Regions from separate parts of the Mus musculus genome. Here region 2 is linked to region 1. A link is a contact called in ENCODE Hi-C or POLR2A ChIA-PET data. All regions are on one chromosome and are shown on one strand. The core of a region is the stretch at or near the end of the contact, and the rest is flanking DNA. Distances in the headings are between cores, read along the strand shown.

The links. Hi-C counts contacts between places; a loop is a spot of excess contacts on that map. ChIA-PET counts read pairs that join two places held with the same protein, here RNA polymerase II (POLR2A).
Region 2: a map of regulatory T cell shows a loop between it and region 1 (2.0-fold over the local background). The contact joins the promoter of Fer1l4 here to the promoter of Ergic3 in region 1. A Hi-C loop is called at or near these places in 3 of 37 maps with a recorded cell type or tissue (Patski, left cerebral cortex and regulatory T cell). POLR2A ChIA-PET finds 5 or more read pairs at or near these places in 3 of 5 experiments (Patski and embryonic stem cell).

Annotation. Positions count from the first base shown.
Region 1 is chr2:156,005,692-156,010,591 of GRCm38, forward strand. Ergic3 (ERGIC and golgi 3) reads left to right here and starts at 2,337. Exons shown (of 13, transcript NM_025516.5): 1 at 2,337-2,537; 2 at 2,674-2,744; 3 at 2,873-2,960; 4 at 3,169-3,288; 5 at 4,749-4,842. The coding sequence starts at 2,450. It also overlaps a transcript of 6430550D23Rik not described here.
Region 2 is chr2:156,049,387-156,054,282 of GRCm38, forward strand. Fer1l4 (fer-1-like 4 (C. elegans)) reads right to left here and starts at 3,607. Exons shown (of 45, transcript NM_001136556.2): 1 at 3,483-3,607; 2 at 3,175-3,230; 3 at 2,772-2,860; 4 at 2,590-2,689; 5 at 239-330; 6 at 49-90. The coding sequence starts at 3,561.

The DNA.
Region 1 (4,900 bases), core at 1,087-3,586:
TACGCTTAACTTTTGAGTCATCTCTCAAGCCCTTGCACACATCTTTTTTTTTTTTTTCTTTCTTTCTTTGAGACAGGGTTTCTCTGTGTAGCCCTGGCTGTCCTGGAACTCACTCTGTAGACCAGGCTGGCCTCAAACTCAGAAATCCACTTGCCTTTGCCTCTGCCTCTGCCTCCCAAATACTGGGAATAAAGGCGTGTGCCACCACGCCCGGCATGCACCCATCTTTTTAAAATGCAGGTTCTAAGGATTAATAGTTCTAAGGTCTTAAGAACAAATAGTTTTTATTCCATTTTTTTCTGGAGACCTGACAATTTACCCTTACAGAACTGATCCCTATATATGACCATATTTGACTCCAGTGTTTTGCCTCTGAGCAATCTCATGAACTCATGCATAAGTTATAACCACCTGGTACAATTTTTGTTTGGAATATTTTTATTTTTGTATGAGTGTTCTGTGTATATATATGTATATATATATATATATATATATATATATATATATGGTGCATGCCAGAAGAGGGCATCAGATCCCATTACAGATGGCTGTGAGCCACCATGTGGTTGCTGGGAGAAGGGGGCCTATGGAGGGTAACTAACTGGGCTTGTGTGTGTGATAGAAATACATTATGAATATGTATGAAGATTTCATAAACCCATTATCATGGATAATCAACATATCCTAACAAAAACATTTAAGGTCTAGATGTGGCAGCACATGCCTTTAATCTCAGCTTCTGCAAGGCAGAGGCAAGCAGAATTCAAGGCCAGCCCAGGCATAGTGAGACCCTATCTAAAATAAAATACAAAATAAAATCTTAAAAACTCTCTTTGGGTGAGCCGGGCGTGGTGGCGCACGCCTTTAATCCCAGCACTTGGGAGGCAGAGGCAGGCGAATTTCTGAGTTCGAAGCCAGCCTGGTCTACAGAGAAAAAAACAAAAACAAACAAACAAACAAAACAACAACAACAAAACCTCTTTAGGTTGACAGGAAATTGAATTCAACAGCATAAAATAGATTCCTAAAGTGGGATTTATTATCTGAAGCAAGAGTTCTACGTCAAGACCTTTAAGCTCAAGCATGGAGACTGAGCACAGCATGGTTGCTGGCTGCTCTTTCAGGGGACCCTGGTTCAGTTCCCAGCACACATTGGGTGACTCAGAACTGCCCATAAGTCCAGATTTCAGGGATCCAATGCCCCGTACTATCATCTGGTACACATAAACACATGTAGACACACATAAAAATAGTTAATAAATCTTCAAAACAGAAACCTCCCATGAGACGCTAAGAGGCTGAGGCAGGAGTCCAGGTGTTCCTGGTCAGCCAGAGCAGCAGAAAGACACTTTCTTAAAACAAAACTATTGAGCACTTTGTTTTAGTCTTTATAGCGGTATTAAGCTGTCTAGAGCTAATGGGTTACAACAGAAAGCAAATAAGGGTTTGTTTAATCTCCACTCCATAGCCTTGTCCTGGAGGGGTGGAATCAGCGAACGTCTTTATTTTATTTATTGACCCACACTGGGATTAGCACTTGGACGCTGTTTAAGAACCCAGGGTACTCTGAAGTCCAGAACTGGGTTCCACTATTGATCAGTTTAAGCTTGAAAAAAAAAGCAAAGTTAACACCCACTCTCTTTTAAAAATAACTTATAGATTATATTTACTTTTTTGTGAGTGTAGTCAAGGGCACGCCACGGCATTCATATGGAGGTCAGAGGACATTTTGCAAGAATCAGTTTTTTTCCACCATGTGGGTCCTGGGTATAGAACTCAGAATTGGCAGCAAATGCCTTCACCTTGCAAGCCAGTTAATACCCACTTCCCCCTGCAGAGATTCTCATGCCTTAACCGCATTGGAAACACCTTGGAGCCACTTTTGACTTTCTAATGAGGGAACCAATGATTTCCTTGGAACCGATTTCTTTCTTTCTTTTTTCTTTTGTAATTTTTCAAGCCAGGGTTTCTTTGCGTAACATCCCTGGCTGTCTTGGAACTCTCTTTGTAACCCAGGCTGAACTCGAACTCACAGACATCCGCTTGACTCTGTCTTCTGAGTGCTGGGATTAAAGAGTGCGCCCACCCCGGTTTGGAACCAATTCTAATTAACGCTGCGGTGGCTCTGGCGGGGTCAAGTTGGAAGCGCTGTCCTAAGAGATCCAAAGGTCCAAGGAGAGGCACTTACCACAGGTGCTGTCACTCCGCACCCAAGCACCGCCCTCTGTGCTCCCAGCCCGCCCCTCTCGGAGCACTGCCCAATCCGCGCGAGGAGGCGTGACAATGTCCACAAGCTAGACTGCCTTTGAGGAGGCAGGTGAGGGGGTGGAGCCCCACTTACGCACCGCTACGCCTGCGCAAGACAGCGAGGGGCGTGACCCCGGGTCCAGGCCGGAAGCGGGAGGCTGGAGGGGCGGGCCGGCTGGTGTCCCCTTTCCGGCCGGTCCCCATGGAGGCGCTGGGGAAGCTGAAGCAGTTCGATGCCTACCCTAAGACTCTGGAGGACTTCCGGGTCAAGACCTGCGGGGGTGCCACGGGTAGGTCTCGGCGCGGGCAGGGTTGCAAGGAGGGAGCTGTCCTCGCGTTCGGCCCGGGCTCCCGGACCCTCCGTGGCCTGCTAAGGGGCTGAGGGGTGGGATATAGGCCGTTCCAAATCTCGCTCTCGCCCTGCAGTGACCATCGTCAGTGGCCTTCTCATGCTCCTGCTTTTCCTATCGGAGTTGCAGTATTATCTCACTACGGAGGTGAGGGGCGTGGCCTAGAGCGTGGGCGGGGCCTGGCATTCTAAGGGCAGGACCCTTAAAGGTGGGAGAGGGGAGGAGAGGCGAGGAGAGGCATAGGGGCGAATCTGACTGAGGTAGACATGCTCTAGGTGCATCCTGAGCTCTACGTGGACAAGTCTCGGGGGGATAAACTGAAGATCAACATCGATGTTCTTTTCCCGCACATGCCTTGTGCCTGTGAGTACCCGATTGTGAGTGGGGAGTTGGACTCCTGGACGTAGGGTGGGCTTCCAGATTTACACCTCTGGCCTTAGATCCCAGAGTGAATGCCAGGCCATCCTCATTCCCCGAGTCCATTTCTTCCTCAAGATACATCTTTCCCATCAAAGCTCAGCTCTCCGGGTCCCTGGTGTCGTAGCGCCTTAGCTTGCCTCTCTGTTTCCAGACTTGAGCATCGATGCCATGGACGTGGCCGGGGAGCAGCAGCTGGATGTGGAACACAACCTGTTCAAGAAACGACTAGACAAGGATGGCGTCCCCGTGAGCTCAGAGGCTGAACGGCACGGTAACCAGGGGAGGGGGACAGGTCTCCGATCCTACAGCTGGACATGCCTGCCTTCCACACATGGGCCGTTGCAGGCTCAGTGACACCGTAGACAGAAGTCAGCTGGCTTGCTTAGGGTTCTACAACTATTAAAAATCAAGAGTCAGTTGAATCCATGCTTCTGGTATTGGAACATTGAGTAGAATACCTTAGGGGCTGGAGAGAGGGCCCAGTGGTTAAGAGCAAGACACTTTGCTCGGTTATCGTTTCTCAAGCTTGAACATGGGTCTTCCTTAGGTAAAGGAAGTTTGCTTGTCCACCTCATTGGCTAGAGTACTGTCCCCCGTTGCAGTGCGAGTATCCTAAGATTAAGAGCTTAAATTCTCGAGTAGAGTTGCCTGGGTTCGGATCTAGCATTGTCTTGCAGTTTGTGAGCATGATGCAGGGCTGGATGCAATACAGATGGGTCTCAGCTTACAACACTCTGACTTGGAGATGGTTTGAAAGCACGCCTGTACAACCATTCAGGTCTTCACTTTGCGTAGAGGACTCAGTCATTGGAGGTACTCGGTGCTTTGTTAGGAACTAGTCTTCATGTCAGATGGTTTGCCCAGCTGTTGGCTGGGTAAGTATTCTGAGAATGTTTAAGGCAGTATCAGTTAAGCTATAATGTTCTGTGTCTTAGATGTATTAAGTGCATTCTAAAATATGACATTTTACCATGGGAAACCTCATCCTGAGTTGGGGGAATCAGTAATATATAATCAGTACACAACCCATAAGTAATCTTTTTTTAAAGATTTTATTTATTGTTTTTTTGTTTGTTTGTTTGTTTGTTTGTTTGTATTTTCGAGACAGGGTTTTTCTGTGTAGCCCTGGCTGTCCTAGAACTCACTCTGTAGACCAGGCTGTTCTTGAAGGTTTTATTTATTGTTAAGTACACACTGTAGCTGTCTTCAGACACACCAGAAGAGGGCATCAGACCTCATTACAGATGGTTGTGAGCCACCATGTGGTTGCTGGGATTTGAACTCAGGACCTTTGGAAGAGCAGTTGGTGCTCTTAACCACTGAGCCATATCTCCAGCCCATAAGTAATCTTTCTAAAAGACCTGGTATAGAGTGTACACTTTGAGCAGTTTCCCTAAGTTGCTGTCTCTGTTACCCTCAGCCCATCTCACTGTGTAGAACTCACAGATCCTCTTGCCTCTGTCTCGCAAGTGCTAGGGTTAAAGGTATGGGCTACTATCCCAGTCTCAGAGTCTAAGGGGATGGAACAGGGCAACAGGAACTTGCCTGTACCAACTGACTCTTAGTGTTTACTGCTGTTTTCTGATACTGAGTATATGTAATGGCCTTAACACCTGACCATCATGTATGTGGCTGGTTTTCCCCAGCCCAGGGACTTATGTGGGAGGGAGCTGTGGCCGTGGATGTCACTGTGTCTGCTTCATGCTGTGCTTTTGCCCCTGCCCTGCCCAGAGCTTGGGAAAGTCGAGGTGACAGTGTTTGACCCCAACTCCTTGGACCCCAATCGCTGTGAGAGCTGCTACGGCGCTGAGTCAGAAGACATCAAGTGAGCCACGCCACAGGGCATGGGGAGTGAGACCTGAGATGGTAGAGGCATTATATTC
Region 2 (4,896 bases), core at 2,357-4,856, 45 kb after region 1:
TCACCCCCAAAGTGACCCTGTTTATTCCCTATCACCCCACATACTCACTCCATGTCCTGGAAGCCCACATTGGGGATGATCAACTCTAAGCTGGGAAGGAAAATAGAGAAGATGAGACCCGACTGTAGAGTGCTGAGATCACAGCACCCCGCAGACCCAAGGTGAAGGCATATGCTCTCTCTTCAGGGCGAGTTTCATCTGGGGACACCAGGCCTTGCATAGGTTACTAGACGATTACCTGTCTCGAATGGGTGTCCCAAAGTCCTCCTCTGCCCAGGTCCCAGCAGCTCCCTCAGGGGGTTGATACTTTAGGTCAAGCTCCACTTGGATCTGAAACCAAATACGGCACCCGCTGGTGCCCTCAAACTGGCATGGGGCTAAGAAGTACCAACATCTTGCACACCATCAGTAAAAAAGGGGCCTCTCCGTCTATGTCTGCAGTAGCGTGTTCCTCTCCGATTACAATAATGGTAGCACTCACAACCTTCTGCACTGCTGCTAGAAGAAGCTGCGGCAGCTTTCTTTAATGATGACCCCTGGTAGGTTGGCTACACGCCAAGGCAGGTCCTACTCCCAAGAGCAGCTGGGTAACACAAACTGAGTTTTATCAAGGGGTGAAAAATAAAGAAAACTCACAGTCGGGTGGGTAGGGAAGTGAGGATGGAGAGGGATCATGGGAAGAGTGAGGGATGAATATGATCAAATACATCCTATTAAATTCTCATAGAATTATTAAAGAATATCACGTTGTAGATGCTCACAGCCTTCTTGAGAACTAACGGCACTAGGCTTAGGAGCTTAAAGGGTGTTTGCTGTCAAGGCAGACAACTTGAGTTTGATGCCCAGAACCTACTCAATGGAGGCCAAAAACCAACTCCCAGAAGGTGTTCTCTAACTTCTACACAAAGGCTCATGTACACATAAGAAATAAATGTTTAAAGGACTGGAGAGATGGCTCAGTGGTTAAGAGCACTGGCTGCTTTTCCAGAGGACCGGGGTTCAATTCCCAGCTCCCACATGGTGACTCACAACCATCTGTAATGGGCTCCACTCCTTCTCCTGGCATGCAGATGTACATGGAGTCTGGACACATATACATAAAATACATGAATACATAACTCTTAACAAAAAATAAAATAATAAACATTTAAAAATTTTTTTGAGAAAGGGTTTTATTGTGTAGCTCTAGCTAGCCTTGAACTTATAGAGATCCACCCGCCTCTGCCTCTCTCTCTGCCTCTCTGCCTCTCTGACTGACCCTCTGCCTGACCCTCTGCCTCTGCCTCTGCCTCCTGCCTCCTGCCTCTCCTGCCTCTCCTGCCTCTCCTGCCTCTCCTGCCTCTCCTGCCTCTCCTGCCTCTCCTGCCTCTCCTGCCTCTCCTGCCTCTCCTGCCTCTCCTGCCTCTCCTGCCTCTCCTCCCTCTCCTGCCTCTCCTGCCTCTCCTGCCTCTCCTGCCTCTCCTGCCTCTCCTGCCTCTCCTGCCTCTCCTGCCTCTCCTGCCTCCTGCCTCCTGCCTCTGCCTCTGCCCGGATTAAAGATATGTGCTACCACACTCAGCTACAGATAAAATGGAGATAGGCTTGAGGCTGGGGGCACAGCTCAGTTGGGAGAGTGCTTGGCCAGCATTCAGAAAGGCTTGAGTTCAGGCTCAGCAGCACTGAAAACAATCAAACCTAAGCTTGGAATATACAAAAGCAAACACTCATATAACAAACAAACAAACAACAGGGCTCAACCTCAGCGTGCATGCCACCCATCCTGTTCTTTCACTGTTCTTGACCCTTGCATCCTGCTCCCTGACAGCTTTCCCAGTTCCAGATCCTTCTAGGTTTCTGCCCTACTCTGCACCCCAACTTCCAACATCAGCAAACCGGCGTTTTTTGGTTCTTCTGTCTGAACGCGCTCCCTTCTACTCAGTTCCGAGCACAGGCATAGTTTCCACAGGGAAAGTCTTCAGACCTCCCCCTATCACAGCCTTGTAACGGCTCTTCTGTAACACTCATGGTGGCAAACTTACTTTGTCTTGTGTGGATGGATGCTTGCTTAATGTTTGACCCCCTCATGCAGTTTGTGGGCTTCAACAAAGCAAATCTTTATCTCATTTTGCTTACCACTGAATCCTCGTTGCTCAACATCATCCTTTAACTTAACCAACGATCGAATGAAAAAAAAAGTCAAGTGTAAGACTGATTTGCCATATGTAAATGAGGAGGACAGCTTAGAGATGCTAATAACTCTTTCAGGTACACCAAAGGGAAGTAACAGTGATTTGAAGCCAAGTCCAACTCTTCTAAGGATATATGACCTTCTATGAAATGCCAGGAAAACCCTATCAGCTTCACCAATGTCTCCCATAAGAAAAGAAGTGAGCCTACCCCAAACCCAAGGAGCAATAGTACACACAGCACACCCCGGGACCCAGAAATGAGCTTCTGGCCCATGGAGAACTCAGGCAGGGGCTGCAAACAGAACTGAAGCTGGGCCAGGTGCTTGTTTCCGCTCCTGTCTGGCTCAGGATTTCTTCTCCGTTAATCCAAAACCTCTGTCTGGAGGCATCTCGGGTTGCTGAAGGTAGGCTGTCCACTTACCGGGGACACCCGGAGTCTCTCGTCCACCAGAGCTTCCCTCAACACCAAATGCCCAGCACTCTGTAGCTGCTGCAGCGAAATCACCAGGGTCCCCAGGGGCCTAGAAGAAGGGCACGGAGCAAAAGACTGAGCCAGGTGGGAGGACACCAAGCCATCACCTGGCTTCTCTCCCATCTCCTCACCTGGGGCTGAACACGCGGCTACAGTTGACCACCTGCACAGACAGACTCTCCCCAGCCAGTGGAGATCCATAGTGGGGCCAACGAAACAGCTAGGAACAGGAAGATGTTCATGATGCCAGGTGCCAGGCTGACTGACCCTCACACCTAATCCAGAGTCTATTCCCGACAGTCCACACAAGAGGCTACCTCTAGGACTGCCTGGGACAAATCCCTCCTACATGGAGATGGTGTCAATCCAGGGCTGATATGGGACTGATTGCCAATCAAGAACTAACCTCGCTAGTTTTGAGAGTAACATCTCAAACCAGGTCTGAACTGTCCAACCTGAGATCCACACCTTCCAAGCCCAGGAATGAGCCCTTCTGCCCCAGGATAGACCCGGAAAAGAACCAGCTCTACTGACCTCACCCACGTCTGCTTCTCGGCCACAGTGAATTTTCCTTGTTTTCTGGGTAAAGCCTGCTCAAAAATGAAACTAGTCATTTGTCAGCCCCTATACATATACACAGCCATTTGCCTCCCCCACCCCTGTCCCACTGTCCAGTTCCCCTCTCACACTTAGAGAAAAGTCGAAGATAGGAAAGAAGTAGAAGCCAGGGAGAAGGGAGACAGGTTAGAGAGAGCTGCCCAGGACTTAGGTTGGAGGTCTAGGGAATGAAGAATGTGGAACTCCCCAGTTCTAAAATGACAGACCAACGATACAAGTCTCACCTCGAAAGCAGAGCCTCACTTGTCGGTCATGGGTACCCGGCAGCCCTGTTAGGTGCCTCACACACACAGTCAGAGCCATGGTCACAGTGCCACCACCAGCTCTCAGGCTGCCTGCTTGCCCTTCTGCCCACCAGTGTTGCCCGTGACTCACACTGGACTCGCCCAGCAGGTTCAGCAATCCCTTCCCTGTAGTCAAACACACAGGAGGGCAGGCCTGGAGGTCACGGTTGGGGAAGGATCGAGGCTGAGCAGTGTGGGGGATAAGGTCCCTGTGGTCAGCACAGAACTCTGCCTGTACTGTCTGCGGGTGCTAAGGAGCTTGAGCCTCACTAGGATGGGAGCTGGGATAGGTAGGGATGGAGAAGAGAAGACCTCAGTGTGGTCCACGCTAGCCTCGCAGGCCTCCAAGGCATTGCTTTGGCTTTCTTTCTAGCACAGTGATAAAACACCATGACCAGAAGTAACTTAGAGAGTTGTCTTAGGGTTGCTATTGCTGTGATGAAACTCCATGATTAAAAGCAGCTTGAGGAGGAAAGGGCTTACTTCACCCGCAGTTCCAAATTAAAAAGAGCAGGAATGCACACGGGGCAGAAAGCTCAAGGCAGCAGCTGATGCAGAGGCTATGGAGTTCTGTTTACTGGCTTGTTCCTCGTGGCTTGAGAAGAACCAGAGACTACAGAGACAGGCCCAGGATTGTCTCCATCTATGAGGTGCTAAGCTCTCTCCCATCAATCACTAATTAAGAAGATACCCCCACGGGCTTTTTCTCAAAGGAGGTTCTCTCCTTTCAGAAGACATCAGCTTGTTTCAAGATGACATAAAACTACCCAGAACAATTGACTCCTTGTCAATTTGACACACCAAGGCAACAGTATTTAACAGTAGCCTCTCCTTTTTTGTTCATCCCCAAAATCCCAGATTAATAAATAACACAATGTGAATCATATTGGAAACGTAAAAGTCTCACAATCTTTACAAATTCAAACACTTAAAAAAATTCAGTCTCCTTGGGTGTGGTGGCACAATCTTTTAATCTCAGCACTCAGGAGGCAGAGGCAAGCAGATTTCGGAGTTCGAGGCCAGCCTGGTCTACAAAGTGAGTTCCAGGACAGCCAGGGCTATACAGAGAAACCCTGTCTTGAAAAAAAAAATCAATCTTTTCTAAAATAACAGTCTCTATAAAATTCCAAAATCTCTAAAGGTTCGAAGTCTCTCAATTGTGGGGTCCTGTAAAATCAAAAATACATCATGCACTTTCTTACTCCAAGAAGGAAGAACCAGGGCACAAACACAATCTAAACAAAGCAAAAGCAGACTGGGATTAACTCACAATCTTCTGGGCTCCTCCAAAGGGAAGGTCTTGCCACAGTACACAAAGCTTGTCTCAAAGACTCAGCCCAGCTCCACTCCAAGG